Linked DNA regions of Homo sapiens: region 2 is linked to region 1. The links are chromatin loops, found by intact Hi-C in ENCODE. Cell type or tissue: PC-3. All regions are shown on one strand.

Region 1 (8,000 bases):
TGAGCAGATGAGGGCCATTGGGGGCCTGGAGGGTGGTGCTGGGGACTGCGGGAGTGTCTGGGGGGCTGCCTGGGAGCCCGGAACGTCAGAGAGGGAGCAGTGAGTCAGGGTCAGCGGGGGGCCTGGCCAAGGCTTTTGGACCTCCCCACACCACGAGGCCTCCAGTCTAGGCAGGGAAGCCTGCAGGCCCTTCCTCAAGCTGCCCCTCTCAGGGCAGTGGGCTGCACGCCGGGACCTGCAGGCCTGGGGGCACCGTGCCAGCCTCTCTCTAGACCGGCTGCTCTCCTGGGGCCACTGTGTGAGGTTGTTGGGCTGGCTGGGGCTGGGGGCTTCTCTGCATCCCACAGTAGTGCCCTGGCAGGGCAGAATGGGTGGCCTCAGGGACCCTGGCCTGGCCTGACCTGAGCCAGCATGTGGAGCAAGTGTTCGCTGATGGGCCGGATGCCGATGCCCGTCCAAGCAGCCAAGAGTGGAAAACATGGCTCAGTACTGGGCTCAGTTCCCTCCAGGTCGCTTGTGAGCTACGAGACCTTGGTAGCAGCCCCCACCAGCCCCCTCGCTGGTGCCCCCATCCGGTCCCTTGTGAGCTACGAGACCTTGGTAGCAGCCCCCACCAGCCCCCTCGCTGGTGCCCCCATCCGGTCCCTTGTGAGCTACGAGACCTTGGTAGCAGCCCCCAACAGCCCCCTTGCCGGCGCCCCCATCGGGTCCCTTGTGAGCTACGAGACCTTGGTAGCAGCCCCCACCAGCTGCCTCGCTGGCGCCCCCATCAGGTCCCTTGTGAGCTCTGAGACCTTGGTAGCAGCCCCCAACAGCCCCCTCGCCCGCGCCCCCATCAGGCCTCAGGCTCCAGGACTTAGGTGTGACAACACCCACCTGAAAACCTGGGATTAAATGAGTCACTTCATGTGGAGCCTTTGCTTGGTGCCTGTATACAGTAAGAGCTCAAGCAGTGCCAGCTCTTGTTCTTAGAGGAGGAGGCCTGGGTGAAGTCTGCTTGGCCTGTGGTGACTCCTGTTAGTAGCAGTGACAGTGACAGTGGCACACATGGTGATCGGGCACCTTGGTCTTGGCATCCCTTGGCCAAGGGCTTGTGAGCAGGGGTCTCTGGGGACCGAGCCCAGGGCCTTACCCCCTGCTCGGTGGTTCTGGGATATCTCTTCCTGCCTCCCCGTGCTCAGCTGAGGCTCTGCCTTCCCACCCTGGGTTAGCCGAGCGTTTCCGACGCCACATTCCAGCTCTGCCGTGCGCTTCCCATCTCTGCTGGCTCATGCGAGGAGGGCGGGGCGCGGCTGCTGGTGGGGTCGGGGGCTTGTGTTGGGTGGGAGTCTCAAGGTCCCTGCAGGTGCTGGAGCCCCTCAGCCCCTGGGAGGCTCTGCCTCTGTGGGGTCTGCTGAGAGTCACACACGGCTGCTCACGGTCTCCCCAGCCAGTGTGCCTGTGGGCACTGGGGCCGCGCCCAGCCAGGGTCCTCCCTGCTTCCTAGACCAGGGCACCGCTGTCCCTGTGAGCTGGAGGATGATGGTGGGGTGCACGGCCCCTGTGCAGGACAGATGCTCGCTCTTTACACGGCCCCTGTGCAGGACAGACGCTCACTCTTTAGAGGGCCCTGTGGGTCAGGGCTTGGCTCTGTCTCTGCCCTCTCTTTTCTCACCCTTTGCCCCCTTCCTTGTTTCTCCATCACCCTCCAGCCCCTGCTGGCAGGGGAGGGACAGGGGAGGCCCCTGAGCCGATGATGCCCCCCAGCCCCCAGCCGTTGTGAAATTTCCTTGCTTCCGTGTGACCTGGACACCCGGCCGTGGAGGACAATGTCAGGGCCTGGGAGCCCTGCCGTGTTTGTGTAGGAGCGAGGAGTAGGCTAACGCCCGTGAGACTGGCCGGAAGCTGCTAATCGTGTTATGATTTCCCTGAGAGCCACTTACTTAGTGCCGGGCGGGGCGGTGGGGCCTCATGACCGGGGCTTCCAGAGCCCACAACGCCTTGCGGAGCCTGTGGCCCGGGTGCAGTGGGGTTCGGACCCACTCCTCTTGCTGGGGGGGTGTCCTTCCTGCTCATGGATTCTCTGAATTCCACTTTTATCCTGGTCCGGTGCCAGGTTTTTCCCAGACCCTGCCCATGTTTCAGCCGGAGTCTCCCTGGTCCTGGCAGCACCATTTACCTTGGGCACCCCTCCTCCAAGCCGGGCTCCCCGGTGGGCAGAGTGGCAGATGAGCGCCAGCCTGGAGCAGCTGACTCGCTGGTCCTTCCGCATGTACACCCTGAGATGGAACCGTGGAGGAACAAAGCCCAGGAATACCCTGCCTGCAGCCCCCTGTACCCCGCAACTCCTCATACGGGCTGTGCTGGCCTGGCCCAGGGGAGGGGGAGGCCACTGGACGGAGAGGCAGGGCCTCAGCATACAGTTAGGAGCTGCACCAGCTCCATGGGCTGTGATGGGCACTGGGAAGGGATTCTGTGGTCCAGTAAGCGCTTCCTAAACCAGAGTTCAGCAGATTTCTTCTTTTGCAGGAATTTTCAGAGCCTTTAATATGCGAATGTGCCCTGTGGATTCCTGAGACAGACTATACAGGCTTTCCCAAACTAATTGCACCTTGAATCTTGAGGCCATCTTAGAAAAGGAAAATAAAGAAGCCACAAAGTCACAGAGATAAAACAGTGCCCTAAAATGTGTTGAACGGGGCCGATGCAGGCGATCCACTTGACATACGGTCATGGAGGCCCAGCCACGGTGCTCAGGACCCAGAGGGTAGCAGTGAGCAGAAACCTGCACCTGCCCTGACCTCCTGGGGCTCCTGTCCTTGCAGGAGACACTCAGGAAAGGATGAAGCCGCCAGTGAGAAATGCTACGGAGTAAAGTGAGGCAGGAGGAAGGGGCAGAGGGGCTGGGTGGTGCTGGCTTGGATGGGGGTCCAGGAAGGCTCCTCTGTCCGGGTGGTGGTGGTCTACTGATGTGAGGGGTGGGCCTTGCACGTCCCTGGGAAGAGGTCACTGAGTAGGGAACAGAAGGTGCGGGGCCCTGAGGCAGGATCTTGTGGCTGGAGCAAATGGGACGGGCGTGGGGTGGGGGGCGCAGGTATGAGCTCCCGGGGCTGCTGCAGCGAGGGACCACGAGCCAAGCACTGAAACCAATGTGAGTTTACTCTCTCACAGTTCTGGAGGAGAGAAGCCTCAGATCAAGGTGTCAGCAAGGCTGTGCCTGCTCCTGAGGCTCTAGGGGAGGGTCCTTCCTATCTCTTCCAGCTTCCGCGGCGTTCCGTGGTTGTAGACGCCTCGTTCCCCACTCTGCCTCCGTCTCTACATGGTCATCTCCCCTCTGTGTGTCTCTGGGGCCTTTTCTATAGGCCCTAGGGCCCACCCTAATCCAGCAGGGCCTCATCTCAGTCGTGGTGTTCATCACATCTGCAAAGACCCCATTTCTAAGCAGGGTCACATTTAGAGGTCACAGGAAGGCAGGAATATTTGGGGGACAGGATTTCCACCCCACCACAGGGGGATAGGCCTGGGGCCCTCATGAGGGCAGGGGCAGAGTCTGTGCAAAGGAGGGGCTGGGCCTGCCGTGCAGGGCAGAGGTGGGAGTGAGGGCTGCTTCATGGTGGCCCTTGTGAGAGGTGACAGGGCTCACTCAGTTCAGGGGGTCAGGAGGGGCAGAGAGAAGGGGTGGGATTCTGGATTTGCAGATGGAGCAAGAACTGAGTCTAGAGAGCTTGGGCCCGGCCCTGCCTCTGTGAAGGCTGGGGCTGCAGGACCTTGGAGCCCTTCTCTGTGCCCAGCCTGCCTGGCCCTCGACTCTGGGGCAGACCCCCAGGCACCCACGGCCCAGGGAGGACGCTTCAGTGCGACTACCCAGAGCTTCTCTCCAGGCTGTCCTGTCCCCTCCTGCCCCCTCCTGCCCCCTCCTGGCCACTCCTGGCCACTCCTATCCCCTCCTGCCCTGTCCTGCCCCCTCCTGGCCACTCCTGCCCCCTCCTGTCCCCTCCTGCCCCCTCCTGGCCTCTCCTGCCCCCTCCTGGCCACTCCTGCCCCCTCCTGCCCCCTCCTGGCCACTCCTGCCCCCTCCTGGCCACTCCTGCCCCCTCCTGCCCCCTCCTGGCCACTCCTGCCCCCTCCTGGCCACTCCTGCCCCCTCCTGCCCCCTCCTGTCCCCTCCTGCCCCCTCCTGTCCCCTTCTGCCCCCTCCTGGCCACTCCTGCCCCCTCCTGCCCCCTCCTGTCCCCTCCTGCCCCCTCCTGTCCCCTTCTGCCCCCTCCTGGCCACTCCTGCCCCCTCCTGCCCCCTCCTGTCCCCTTCTGCCCCCTCCTGCCCCCTCCTGTCCCCTCCTGCCCCCTCCTGGCCACTCCTGCCCCCTCCTGGCCACTCCTGGCCACTCCTGTCCCCTCCTGCCCTGTCCTGCCCCCTCCTGGCCACTCCTGCCCCCTCCTGTCCCCTCCTGCCCCCTCCTGGCCTCTCCTGCCCCCTCCTGGCCACTCCTGCCCCCTCCTGCCCCCTCCTGCCCCCTCCTGCCCCCTCCTGGCCTCTCCTGCCCCCTCCTGGCCACTCCTGCCCCCTCCTGGCCACTCCTGGCCACTCCTGTCCCCTCCTGGCCCCTCCTGTCCCCTTGCTACCTGGGGGATGCTGAGCTGTCCAGGGAGGACAAACACATTCTCAGGAAATCCATGGCCTGCGCAGGCTTTGAGTCTGCAGGGAGGTGTTGCGATGGTTTGTCTCATGAGCAGTGCAGGCTCAGAGATAGCCAGGTCCACGCATGAGCATGATCCTGTCTTTCCACAATGTCAGACTTTATTGATGCTATTTCTATCACAGAGGCTGTGAGCTCCATGAAGTTCGTGAGGAGGCGGTTCTCCTTCGTGCTTCCGGTTCACTCTGTAGTCAGAGCCGCAGGCACGCAGGCTCCCGCCGCTCCACACGCCCGTCAACATTGCAAACTATACATCACAGTGTACTTAGTCAATATATAAATGCTATAGGTTAAACATTTCACAACAAACAAAGTCACATTGAACACCGGGAGAAAAAGAGATAGGAGAAAGGGTCAACGGGAGGAAAGACAAAAGACAAACAAAGACAAAAAGCATCTCCTGGTCTGGCCCTGGCGGCCTCCGTGGGCCTTACAAGGGCCTCTGATGTGGCAGAGCCTTCGGGGCAGATGCTGACTTCTTTCCACGAGGACAGCCCTTTCCAGCAGCTGAAGGCCCGCTGGTGTTATGACCGCGGAGTCCTCGGTGAGGCCTGAGAGTGGAGAGTGTGCTTGTTTGTGTTGCATGCAATCTTTATTTTTAAAATTTGTTTATTAAGCAACAGACAGCTTGTCCTTGTTGGCAAAGTGCCCTGTGAGATATGAAATAGAGTCTGACTCTAAGATGGAGTTACTTATGTCAAGGGTGCTATATACAGCTTGTGTTGCTGCAGAAACCCCGGACGGGGGTGGTGGCCTTCCTCCTTGCACACAGGTGGGGTTGGCAGAATCGATGGGGGTCCAGGCTGCTGGACACTGCCCTGGATCTGGGCTCTGGTGCACCTGCGGCCTTGGCACCTATAGTCAGGGGTGCCAGGGTGAGGCCTGGGCTTGGGGCCCCATGTCCAGCTGTTGGACCATCAGGCCGGCGGGCCCGGCAGGTCTCCCTCCCCTCCTGGGTCATCTGGGCCCTGTGGCCTCTGCCCACCTGGTTGGCTGGGCCTGCTGGGAAGGGGCTGCAGGGCCCTCTGTGGACCCCGGGCCGCCCTCCATTTTCCTGCCTCCGCCATTTGCTTTTCCTTTTCCGTTCGGGCCGCATGCCAGCCCCGAGTCCCAGCGTGGGAATTGGCTGAGCTGGCCCCCCAGGCTCTGGGCTCCCTTTTCCTCCATGCAGACACAGCACGGGCTTCACAAATGGCCTGGCAGGACCTGCTGTCCCACTGTGACCCCCACCCCTACACCCCACGTCTCTCCTCCTATGGAGTCACATCCAGACTCACAGACCCCTGTGCCAGGCACACGTTTGCATCTGCACCCGCCGCCCACCAGACGAGCTCACTCATGCACTGCCTTGCACAGATTGGCACACACACACGCATACGCACACACATCTGTGAGCACCTATTCACGATCATGCCCATACATGCTCACTCGAGCGTGCACAAGGCCACACGCCACATGCATGCTTATGTGCAGACATATGCTCACACACCATGCTCAATCATATGCACAGGACATGTCTCCTCGCTCACACCCACACACAGGACATGTGTCCTCACACACAGCACGTGTGTCCACACTCACACCCACACACAGGACATGTGTCCTCACACACACACAGGACATGTGTCACACCCACACACAGGACACGTGTCACTCACACAGGACATGTGTCCTCACACCCACACACAGCACGTGTGTCCACACTCACACCCACACGCAGGACATGCGTCCACACACCCACACACAGGACATGTGTCCACACACCCACACACAGGACATGCGTCCACACACCCACACACAGGACATGCGTCCTCACACCCACACACAGGACATGTGTCACTCACACCCACACACAGGACGTGTCCACACACAGGACATGTGTCCTCACACCCACACACAGGACAAGTGTCCTCATTCACACCCACACACAGGACATGTGTCACACCCACAACAGGACATGTGTCACTCACACCCACACACAGGACAAGTGTCCTCACACACAGGACATGTGTCACTCACACCCACACACAGGACATGCGTCCTCACACCCACACACAGGACATATGTCACACCCACACACAGGTCATGCATCCACACACCCACACACAGGACATGCGTCCACACACCCACACACAGGACATGTGTCACTCACACCCACACACAGGACGTGTCCACACACAGGACATGTGTCCTCATTCACACCCACACACAGGACATGTGTCACACCCACAACAGGACATGTGTCACTCACACCCACACACAGGACAAGTGTCCTCACACACAGGACATGTGTCACTCACACCCACACACAGGACATGCGTCCAGACACCCACACACAGGACATGTGTCACTCACACCCACACACAGGACATGCGTCCAGACACCCACACACAGGACGTGTGTCCTCACTCACACACATAGGACATGTGTCACTCATTCCCACACACAGGACATGCGTCCGCACACCCACACACAGGACATGCGTCCACACACCCACACACAGGACATATGTCACTCACACCCACACACAGGACAAGTGTCCTCACTCATACTCACACATAGGACATGTGTCACTCACACCCACACACAGGACGTGTCCACACACCCACACACAGGACATGTGTCACTCACACCCACACACAGGACATACGTCCTCACACAGGACATGTGTCCTCACTCACACTCACACATAGGACACGTGTCACTCACTCCCACACACAGGACGTGTGTCACTCACACCTACACCTGCTCCCATTCATGGCTGCAGCTCCATCCTCACACCTGGCCCAGAACCTCCTTCTGTTCCCTCTTCAGCACAAGAGCTGCCCTGTAGGGTGCTGGGTGGGGAGCCCCGTGACGCCTTAGAGTCCCCAGGCACCTCCGGGCTGGGAGCCCCATCCAGGGGGTGTGCAGGTGCTGAGGGCAGCGGCCTTACCACCCGCCCATGCCTCCCCGGTGCTTGCGGGCAGAGACCTACCCTGGATTCTGTGGTTACCGTCTCAGATGCAGGCCTGGGGACTGCTCAATGTCCTCAGCAGAAGGGGCAGGAGTCCCTGATCCTCGGCTCCGTCCCTGTCCCCTGGAGGTTTCTGCTGGTGCATGGTGAGGGGACGTGGGCCTGCCCTGGGACTCTGGTGTGGGGGAACACAGGCCATGAGGCACAGACGTGGCGCCAGTCACCAGAGTCCAGAGTGATGCTTAGTGGCAGCTGGAGCTCCTTCTTCTGGAAGGTTCTGGGTGCACTGCCCCTGCTCCAGCGATCACCTTTGGAGAGCCAGGGTGGTGGGCGAGGAAGGAGGAGAGGAAGGCTTGATCCGCCTGGTGG
Region 2 (8,000 bases), 97 kb after region 1:
AGGGCATGCTCACAGGCCCTTCACAGAGATGTCACTGGATTAGCCGTGGGGACACTGGAGGGGTGGGCCCAGCCCAGACACCCGCACATCCTGGCTGCCACCAGCTCCCCACTTGACCCTGGGGCTGAGATGAGAGTGCTGTAGCTTGTGTTGACTACGCTGCCCTGCTTGGGGGAATGGACCGTCCCATGCCACCCCAGCCCCTACCTCGACACTCAGCCCCCGAGGCTCAGGCCACCCAGTGACCCCATCCTCATAGAGGTGGCCGTGGGGGCTGCAGGTTCCTACCCAGCGCCTGCCTGGCCCCTTGCAGAAGGGATTGGGTGGCTGTCTTCTGCCCGAGGGTGGAGTCCTTCTGGCCCTTTCTGCCAGGCCCAGGGCTCAGGGACCAAAGTGGAAGTGGGCCTAGAGCACAGTCAAGAGTAGAGAGATGGGCTGGACCCAGGGGACAGGCGTAGTGGCTCCTGCTCAGACAGGCCCAGTGCTCATGAACACAGCCACAGCCTCTTGGCCTGGTCCCACCCTTAGTCTGCATCAAGGGACTGGCTGCCCCCACAGCAGTTCTTGGCCTTCTGGGCTCATTGGGAGCCTGTGGCAGCAGAGGGTTCAGGATCCCAGGGCTCAGGCCCCAGCTGGGATGTAGCTTGGCCCCGCCTCACTCCCAGGAAGGATAGTGCCATCAGGCCGGTCATCAGGCATCCGGCTGTAACAGCAGGGCTACAGCCAGCCACCTCTGAGCCCACGGCAGCCCAGCCACGCTACTTCTCAGGCCTGAAGGATGTGCCTTCACTCCCAAGCGGGAGACAGCTGGTTCACAGTGGGCCGCTGCCTCCGTGAAGCCTTCTGTGAACCCCTTCCTGCAGGCTGGGCAGGCGCTCACCCAGCCCCTTCATGACTGAGCCACCCTCAGTTCCTAGACCAGGCCTGGCACTTGGCAGCCTGAGATGACCAAGGAATGAGAGGATGCGGCTGGTGCCACTCCCTGGCATGTGCCCGCCCAGCAGGCAGAGACTGGCACTGATGGGCCTCAGGAAGCATTTACCGAGTGACTGTCAGCCTGTGGGGACATATCCCCAGAGGGAGCCCAGCCCTCGGCCAGAGCTCCAGGCAGCACCTGCCTTCTGTCTCCAGGCTGCCCCCAGAACCGGTTTGGCGTGGGCTGCGAGCACACCTGCTCCTGCAGAAATGGGGGCCTGTGCCACGCCAGCAACGGCAGCTGCTCCTGTGGCCTGGGCTGGACGGGGCGGCACTGCGAGCTGGGTGAGTGTGCGGGGCCAGCGGGACCCCAGCATCCCCTCAGGGAGGTGCCCTGGGCTGCCATAGGGCTGGGCAAGGCTGGTGCCGAAGGACTGCCCACCCTGCCCTGTCCCCAGCCTGTCCCCCTGGGCGCTACGGAGCCGCCTGCCATCTGGAGTGCTCCTGCCACAACAACAGCACGTGTGAGCCTGCCACGGGCACCTGCCGCTGCGGCCCCGGCTTCTATGGCCAGGCCTGCGAGCACCGTGAGTTGGGGGCCTGTGCAGCTGGGCTGGGGCCCCTTTGAGCCACTGTCCACTCCTCCCGTGTGGGTGATCCAGGCAGCAGTGAAGTGGTGGGGAGGTGGGGAGCCAGCAGCAGTGGGGAGGGACGAGGACGGGCAGGAGGGGGCTTTTCTCGGGCCCCTGGATTGGCGGGTTTTACTCACTCTGGGCAAACTGGACATTTCTGCCACCGTGTGCCCTTGTCTCGTGGTAACCGGCGTCCTTCAGCCTGTCCCCCTGGCTTCCACGGGGCTGGCTGCCAGGGGTTGTGCTGGTGTCAACATGGAGCCCCCTGCGACCCCATCAGTGGCCGATGCCTCTGCCCTGCCGGCTTCCACGGCCACTTCTGTGAGAGGGGTGAGTGCTTGGTGCCTCCCTGAACCCCCGCTCCCTGGCCCCGTCCCGTCTGGGTGCAGGACAGGAGGGGGACACTGAGCCCACTGCCCCCACCAGGGTGTGAGCCAGGTTCATTTGGAGAGGGCTGCCACCAGCGCTGTGACTGTGACGGGGGGGCACCCTGTGACCCTGTCACCGGTCTCTGCCTTTGCCCACCAGGGCGCTCAGGAGCCACCTGTAACCTGGGTGAGTCTGGGGTCCTGCCCAGGAAGGGCGTGGGTGTGGGTCTCCATCAGTGACCAATATTGATTGGTTGGGCCCTACCTGTGCCAGTCCTGGGCTGGCCACCAACCCCTCTTGTTGCCTCTGCACCTGGACTGTGCCCCCTGGGGGGGCTGGAGTCAGCTGCTGGGACATGCGGTACCAAGCATGGCCCTCCTGCTGGAGCCTTAGGCCAGGCCCTGCCGTGTGGCCCCCACAACGTCCCAGGAAGGCCATGGTCATGGGAGGGGGCTCTGGTTGGGTGGAAAGACTTCCCTGATCTGCCAGCTGTGGACTGGGGGACATCAAGGGGGCTGTGGCCCCTCCAGCCCAGAGGGCCCCACCTGAGGATAGGAGGGTCTCACCTGAGGATAGGAGGGACCCACCTGAGGATAGGAGGGGCTCACCTGAGGATAGCAGGGGCTCACCTGAGGATAGGAGGGACCCACCTGAGGATAGGAGGGGCTCACCTGAGGATAAGAGGGGCTCACCTGAGGATAGGAGGGGCTCACCTGAGGATAGGAGGGACCCACCTGAGGATAGGAGGGGCTCACCTGAGGATAGCAGGGGCTCACCTGAGGATAGGAGGGACCCACCTGAGGATAGGAGGGGCTCACCTGCTGGGGCTGCTTACCTGGCCTTGTGGCTCTCAGGCCTGTTGTGCCCTGAGGGGGCATCCCTGAACACTGGCTCCTGTTTGCCCTCCTGGGGCGGGGCAGGAACTCGGTGGTGACTCTGGACGTGTGCCTGGGGCCTGGGCTTTCTCATGCAGGAGCTCACTGGCTGCAGAATGTAGCTGAGGAAGGCAGGGCAGGGACTGTTTACTCCTCAGGGGAAACCGAGGCCCAAGGTCTTAGCTCCCGCACACACCCAGGCAGAAGGCTTCACTCCACCTGGGCTCTGCCGCGGGCCCCTAGGCCCAGGCTCCTTGGCGCGGGGAAGGCAAGGATGATGCTCAGGTTTGTCTCCCGCCCCCTCCGCCTTGCAGATTGCAGAAGGGGCCAGTTTGGGCCCAGCTGCACCCTGCACTGTGACTGCGGGGGTGGGGCTGACTGCGACCCTGTCAGTGGGCAGTGTCACTGTGTGGATGGCTACATGGGGCCCACGTGCCGGGAAGGTGAGCTGGGCTTCCTGGGGAAGGGCGGGAAGGCACCATCCCCCAATCAGCCTCAGCTCCACCCTGGCAGAGGATCCCTCTCTCACCCACTGCGGAGTTGGCCGGGTCACCCTATGGCTATTCAGACATAGCGAATGTCATCTGTCCCCACCCGGTACCCAGAGTGTCACTTGGCTTCTGATGGGTGGAGTGTGAGCTTCACAGTCACTTAACCAGGGGACAGGGGTGGGCCATGCTGCCAGCTGGAAACAGCCCATCTTTCCCAGCCCCAACAGCTGCAAGGGTGGGCTGCAAACTGCACCGGGGGCCTGAAGAGGGTCATGACCCCATGGCTGGGCTGGACCATCCACAGTGTGGATGGACGCTGGCCATCCCTGCCCCTCCTGCCCCCCATACACGTGCACCAGGGTGTGAGGGTGTGTCTGTGCACGCACGTGCAACAGTGCGTACAGCAGGGTGTGTGTGCATGTGTGCCAGTACATGTGTGTGGCACCCAGTGTGTGCCAGTCCACGCACGCAGTCCTGCACGGGCAGCAGGCACCTGTGCGTGCCAGTCCACGCACGCAGTCCTGCACAGGCAGCAGGCACCTGTGCGTGCCAGTGCCTGTGTGTTACGTGTGCATCAGTGTGTGAATGTAGCCAGTGCGTCTGCGCAATAGTGCATGCATGTGCGGCAGGGGGCACAGGCGTGTGTGCCGGGCATGTGTGAGCGTGCTCCAGCACCTGTGTGAGGGTGGCTCCTTAGCACCACCTTCAGGACCCTGAGGCTGTCCTGGAATGTGCTCTCTGCCTGCAGGCAGTGCTTTTGGGATGCCCCCACCCCTCTGGCCAGCCCAGACTTTGCTGCCCGCACCCCCCCCCCCACCCCCGCACCGTGTACCCCCCAGCGGTGTTGGGAAAGGTTGTCTCTGCAGAGGGAAGTGGGAGGCAGGCTTGGGGCCTGTGCGGGGCAAGACATGTGGGCGGGGCAAAGGCCGGGCGCCAGGCTGCAGGCTCTGCTTTTTGGCTAACTGGGGATTTCACACTTGGGGTCCTCCGCTTGGAGGCCCCCAAATAGTCTTGACTTTGTGTATGTGTGCATCTGTTTGTGCCTTTCTAAGGCAGTCCTGGCTGCAGATTGTTCAGAGCCTTAAGACAGGGGAGCCCCCATCTCGGTGGAGCGGGGCGGGGCGAGGAGAGGAGGGGCGGGGCAGCAGCCTGTGCGCTGGTGCAGGGACAAAAGGCTGCCCGGCAGCGGCATCTAGTGGTCATCTGTGGTACTGCACCGCCGGCTGCCGGCACCTGCGCTGGGTGCCGGGTGCCGGGGGCAGTGCCTTGACATTGAGCTGGAGGCCTCAGGAGCCTGGGGCCCCATGGGCAGTGTGTTGCTGGGCGTGGGGAGTCCTGGGTCCTGCGCCCTCCCCTGGAGTGGACTTGGCTTGGCGTTCGGTAAAGCCCCTGATGTCGCGGGTAGTAGAGGCTTGGAGGGGCTGAGAGCTTTCCTATGGGGAGAGGGAGAGCCCCCCCCCCCAGCTCCCGCCCCCGTTCCTTCCCCGAGTGCAAAGGACTGAGAAGGGAAGGAGACTGTGCGGGGGAAGTGGAGGTCCCTGAAGGCCTGGATGGGGTCACGCCTTGCTGCCATTACTGTGGCTCACTCAAGGCTGGGGGTACTAACATGGCCTGCTCTCTCTCCCCTCCAGGTGGGCCCCTCCGGCTCCCCGAGAACCCGTCCTTAGCCCAGGGCTCAGGTAAGGGGTGTGGGGAATGCCCGTGGGCTTGCCAGGAGGGTGGGTTATGGCAAAGTCAACGAAGAGTGCTTAAGTATAATCTGGGCCCCACAGGGCAGCAGCTGCACCCGGGGCCTTGGGCCCCAGGAATCTGGAGCTCAGAGACCAAGGCTGGGGCCAGAGCTGGGAAGGACAGGCTGGGAAGGATGGGTGGGCCCCACCCACCTGCTGGGCTGAGCTGCTGAAGGGAGGGGTGGGAGGGAGAGGTGCCAACCCAGAACCCAGTCTGTTCTGGGAGCACCCGCCCCACCCTGGACTGGCCCTCTTTTCTCCTTTTCCCCAGCGGGCACACTGCCCGCCTCCAGCAGACCCACATCCCGGAGCGGTGGACCAGCGAGGCACTAGTAGAGGCAGTCCCGTGGAGCCCGCCTCTCCAGTCCCAGCCAGAGGGGACCCTGGCCTTTGGTGACCACTGAGAAGGACACTTCACGGGCCCAGAGCTCCTGGTACTGCCCTTCCTTTGAGGGCCGTGGAGGGCTGTGGACAGCCCAGCAACCTGTCGCTCTTGGAGGCTGGTGTGGCCTTGAGGAGGGAAGCCTCGCATGGCCGCTGGAAGAGAGGCGCCTCCTGGCCTGGCTCTGCAGAACCCAGGGGCACGCTCTGGGCCTGGGCTGAGGAAGTCCCGCTCTCCCCGCGGCTCTGAGTTGGACTGAGGACAGGTGTGGGCGCCAGTGTGGGTGCAGGCGCAGGTGCAGGCACAGGGCCACTGTCCTCCAGGCAGGCTTTTTGGTGCTAGGCCCTGGGACTGGAAGTCGCCCAGCCCGTATTTATGTAAAGGTATTTATGGGCCACTGCACATGCCCGCTGCAGCCCTGGGATCAGCTGGAAGCTGCCTGTCATCTCCTGCCCAATCCCCAGAAACCCTGATTCAGGTCTGCAGGCTCCTGCGGGCTCACCAGGCTGCTGGCTCCGGTACCATGTAAACCTAGGAAGGTAAAGGAGCAGGCAACCTCCTCGTGGCCTGTGTGTTTGCTGTGTTACGTGGACTCTGTGTGGGCTCCTCCCTGGGGCCCGGCCAGCATAACGGTGCACCCAGGGACCTCCCAGTGCACCCGGGGCCCTTTGCAGGGGTGGGGGTGCCACACAAGTGAAGAAGTTGGGACTCATCTCAGTTCCCAGTGCTATTGAGGAGAACGCTGGGGCTGCATTCATTACCGCTGAGACCCAGAGACTGGCTGTTCCCAGAGAATGGCCCAGGGGGAGGAGGGCTGGTGTGGAGGGGCAACCTGGACTGAGGCCGAACTCCCTTGGGCTCACCCCACCCACCCCTACCTGAGCATCAGCAGTGGGGGGAGGGCAGCATCGCAGGGGCAGGGACTCCCTGGGTGAGGACAGACCAGCCCTCCCGAGCACCTGGCACTCATGGGCTGAGGCTGACTTCTCCTGGAAGAAGGGCCCAGAGTGGAAGGAAGAGGCAGAGGGTAGAGGTGGTGGCTGGGGGCTCCTCTGCAGAGTGGGGTGGCCAATGGAGAGGGCTGCACTCACACCGCAACATAGGACTCTCTCTCCCTTAAGAAGGCCCCCTTAGGGTCTGGGCTGCCGCCCCCATCACCCTAAAACCAGCCAAGGTAGCTGAGGCCCCAGGGCAGACAATTTCACCAGCAGGAGGAGGAGGAGTCCAGTGAGCTTGGTTGCTCACAGACAGCAAGGGAGCTGTCACAGAGGAAGCTGATGAATGGACCGCTGTGGGGAGACTTTAAAGTAGAACAGTGATAAGGGAGGGCAGGATGGTGGGGATGCAGAAGCAGCAGCCAGAGAGAGACGGACTGGGGTGCAGACGGAGTGTGGAAAACGCATACCTTGAAATGAAGCATCCAGCAGATGGGGTGAGTGGATACAGCTCAGGAGATTCTCCCAGGAATAGCAGGGAGGCGTAAAGAGAGACAACGTACAGAGATAGATGAATGGAAATGGGTAAGGGAGGTGTTCATTCACATCCATCTAACTGCAAAATACAAAAGTAAGAAGTCATTGACATGAAGCAACGACGACCAAGACGTTCTCAGATCTAAAGGTGAATGATCTCAGTCAGCCTGGAAATGCACAAGGTGGAAAAATAACATAAAAAAGCCATAAGACCTTGAAGAACATCAATGTCAAAGATAAATTCTAAAGTCCCAGAGAAAAAAGAATGGGAATCAAATTGACCTCAGACTATACGTGAGAAACACGGAGAGCCAGAAAACTGTGATGTTCCATCCTCAGAGTTTGAAGGAAATATTTGAAGGCTGAATTTTACATCCAGCTAAACTATCAAAGGCATGCAAAGTCCATGTTATTCTTAGGCCTTCAAGGCCTCGGCCATTTTTCTACAGAAAAGCCTGATTTTAAAATGCTCTTAGAGACGTTCTCCAGCCAGAAGAGAAAGAAGCCAGGAGGGTGCTCTGAGATATTCAGTCACCACAGTTCCCAAATGGCCTAGGAATTCAGAGAGTCAGAATATCACCATTACTCCCCAATGGGAACCCCCGACAGTCTCAGCATGGTGTGAGGGTGTGGACGGGGGGCCTGGCAGGTACCAATCACTCATCCCGCTCAGTGAAGACACAGTGTTCAGCTACGGAAGCCATAAGGCAGGCCGAGCTTCTGCCCATCCGGAGGAAATCTCAGCTATCCAACGGCGGTCAGGAGCAGAGGAAAATAAAGCAGAATAACTAGAAAACACGCTCACAGATCCTAATGTTAACGGTTACAAATGACGACGGAAAAACAAACTCCTGACCATATATTATATAGTTTCAAGCAGCAAGAAGGAGGATATTGAACATTCTCAACACACATAATAAACGCTTGAGATGATGATATGCTCATTACCCTGATTTGATCACTAGACATCCCATGTATCAAAACATCACTGTGTATCCGATGAATATCTACAATTATTGTCAATTAAAAACATCATTAAAAACAGACTAGACTGCATTAAAAATATACTAAATAGTATTTTTACTATAAAAGACATGCTTCAAAGGGTAGAAACACAGACATGCAGAGTAAACC

Evidence for each region. Hi-C counts contacts between places; a loop is a spot of excess contacts. Peaks named below come from ENCODE experiments on the same cell type or tissue, not always from the same donor. Only the 100,000 strongest peaks of a DNase experiment are listed, where the experiment ranks them.
Region 2: a loop joins it to region 1, with 9 times the contacts of the local background. A loop is called at or near these places in 2 of 110 quality-filtered maps.

What each region holds. Positions count from the first base shown.
Region 1 is chr1:3,584,436-3,592,435 of GRCh38, reverse strand. All of the region lies in intron 3 of MEGF6 (multiple EGF like domains 6), which reads left to right. Among named protein-coding and RNA genes, the nearest start is that of MEGF6, 23 kb to the left of the region's middle. RefSeq lists enhancers at 1-677, 1,158-1,722, 1,723-2,288. In PC-3, CTCF peaks have their summits at 554 (motif pointing left), 773 (motif pointing left) and 4,277 (motif pointing left); a DNase peak (open chromatin) is centred at 4,885; H3K27ac peaks cover 922 bases.
Region 2 is chr1:3,487,873-3,495,872 of GRCh38, reverse strand. MEGF6 (multiple EGF like domains 6) reads left to right here. Exons shown (of 37, transcript NM_001409.4): 31 at 1,132-1,260; 32 at 1,374-1,502; 33 at 1,749-1,877; 34 at 1,974-2,102; 35 at 3,106-3,234; 36 at 4,914-4,961; 37 at 5,284-7,922. The coding sequence ends at 5,345. Among named protein-coding and RNA genes, the nearest start is that of ARHGEF16, 37 kb to the right of the region's middle. RefSeq lists enhancers at 3,203-3,727, 3,728-4,253 and silencers at 4,373-4,502, 4,523-4,572. In PC-3, CTCF peaks have their summits at 4,282 and 4,485 (motif pointing left); DNase peaks (open chromatin) are centred at 2,832 and 4,432; H3K4me3 peaks cover 269 bases; H3K27ac peaks cover 495 bases.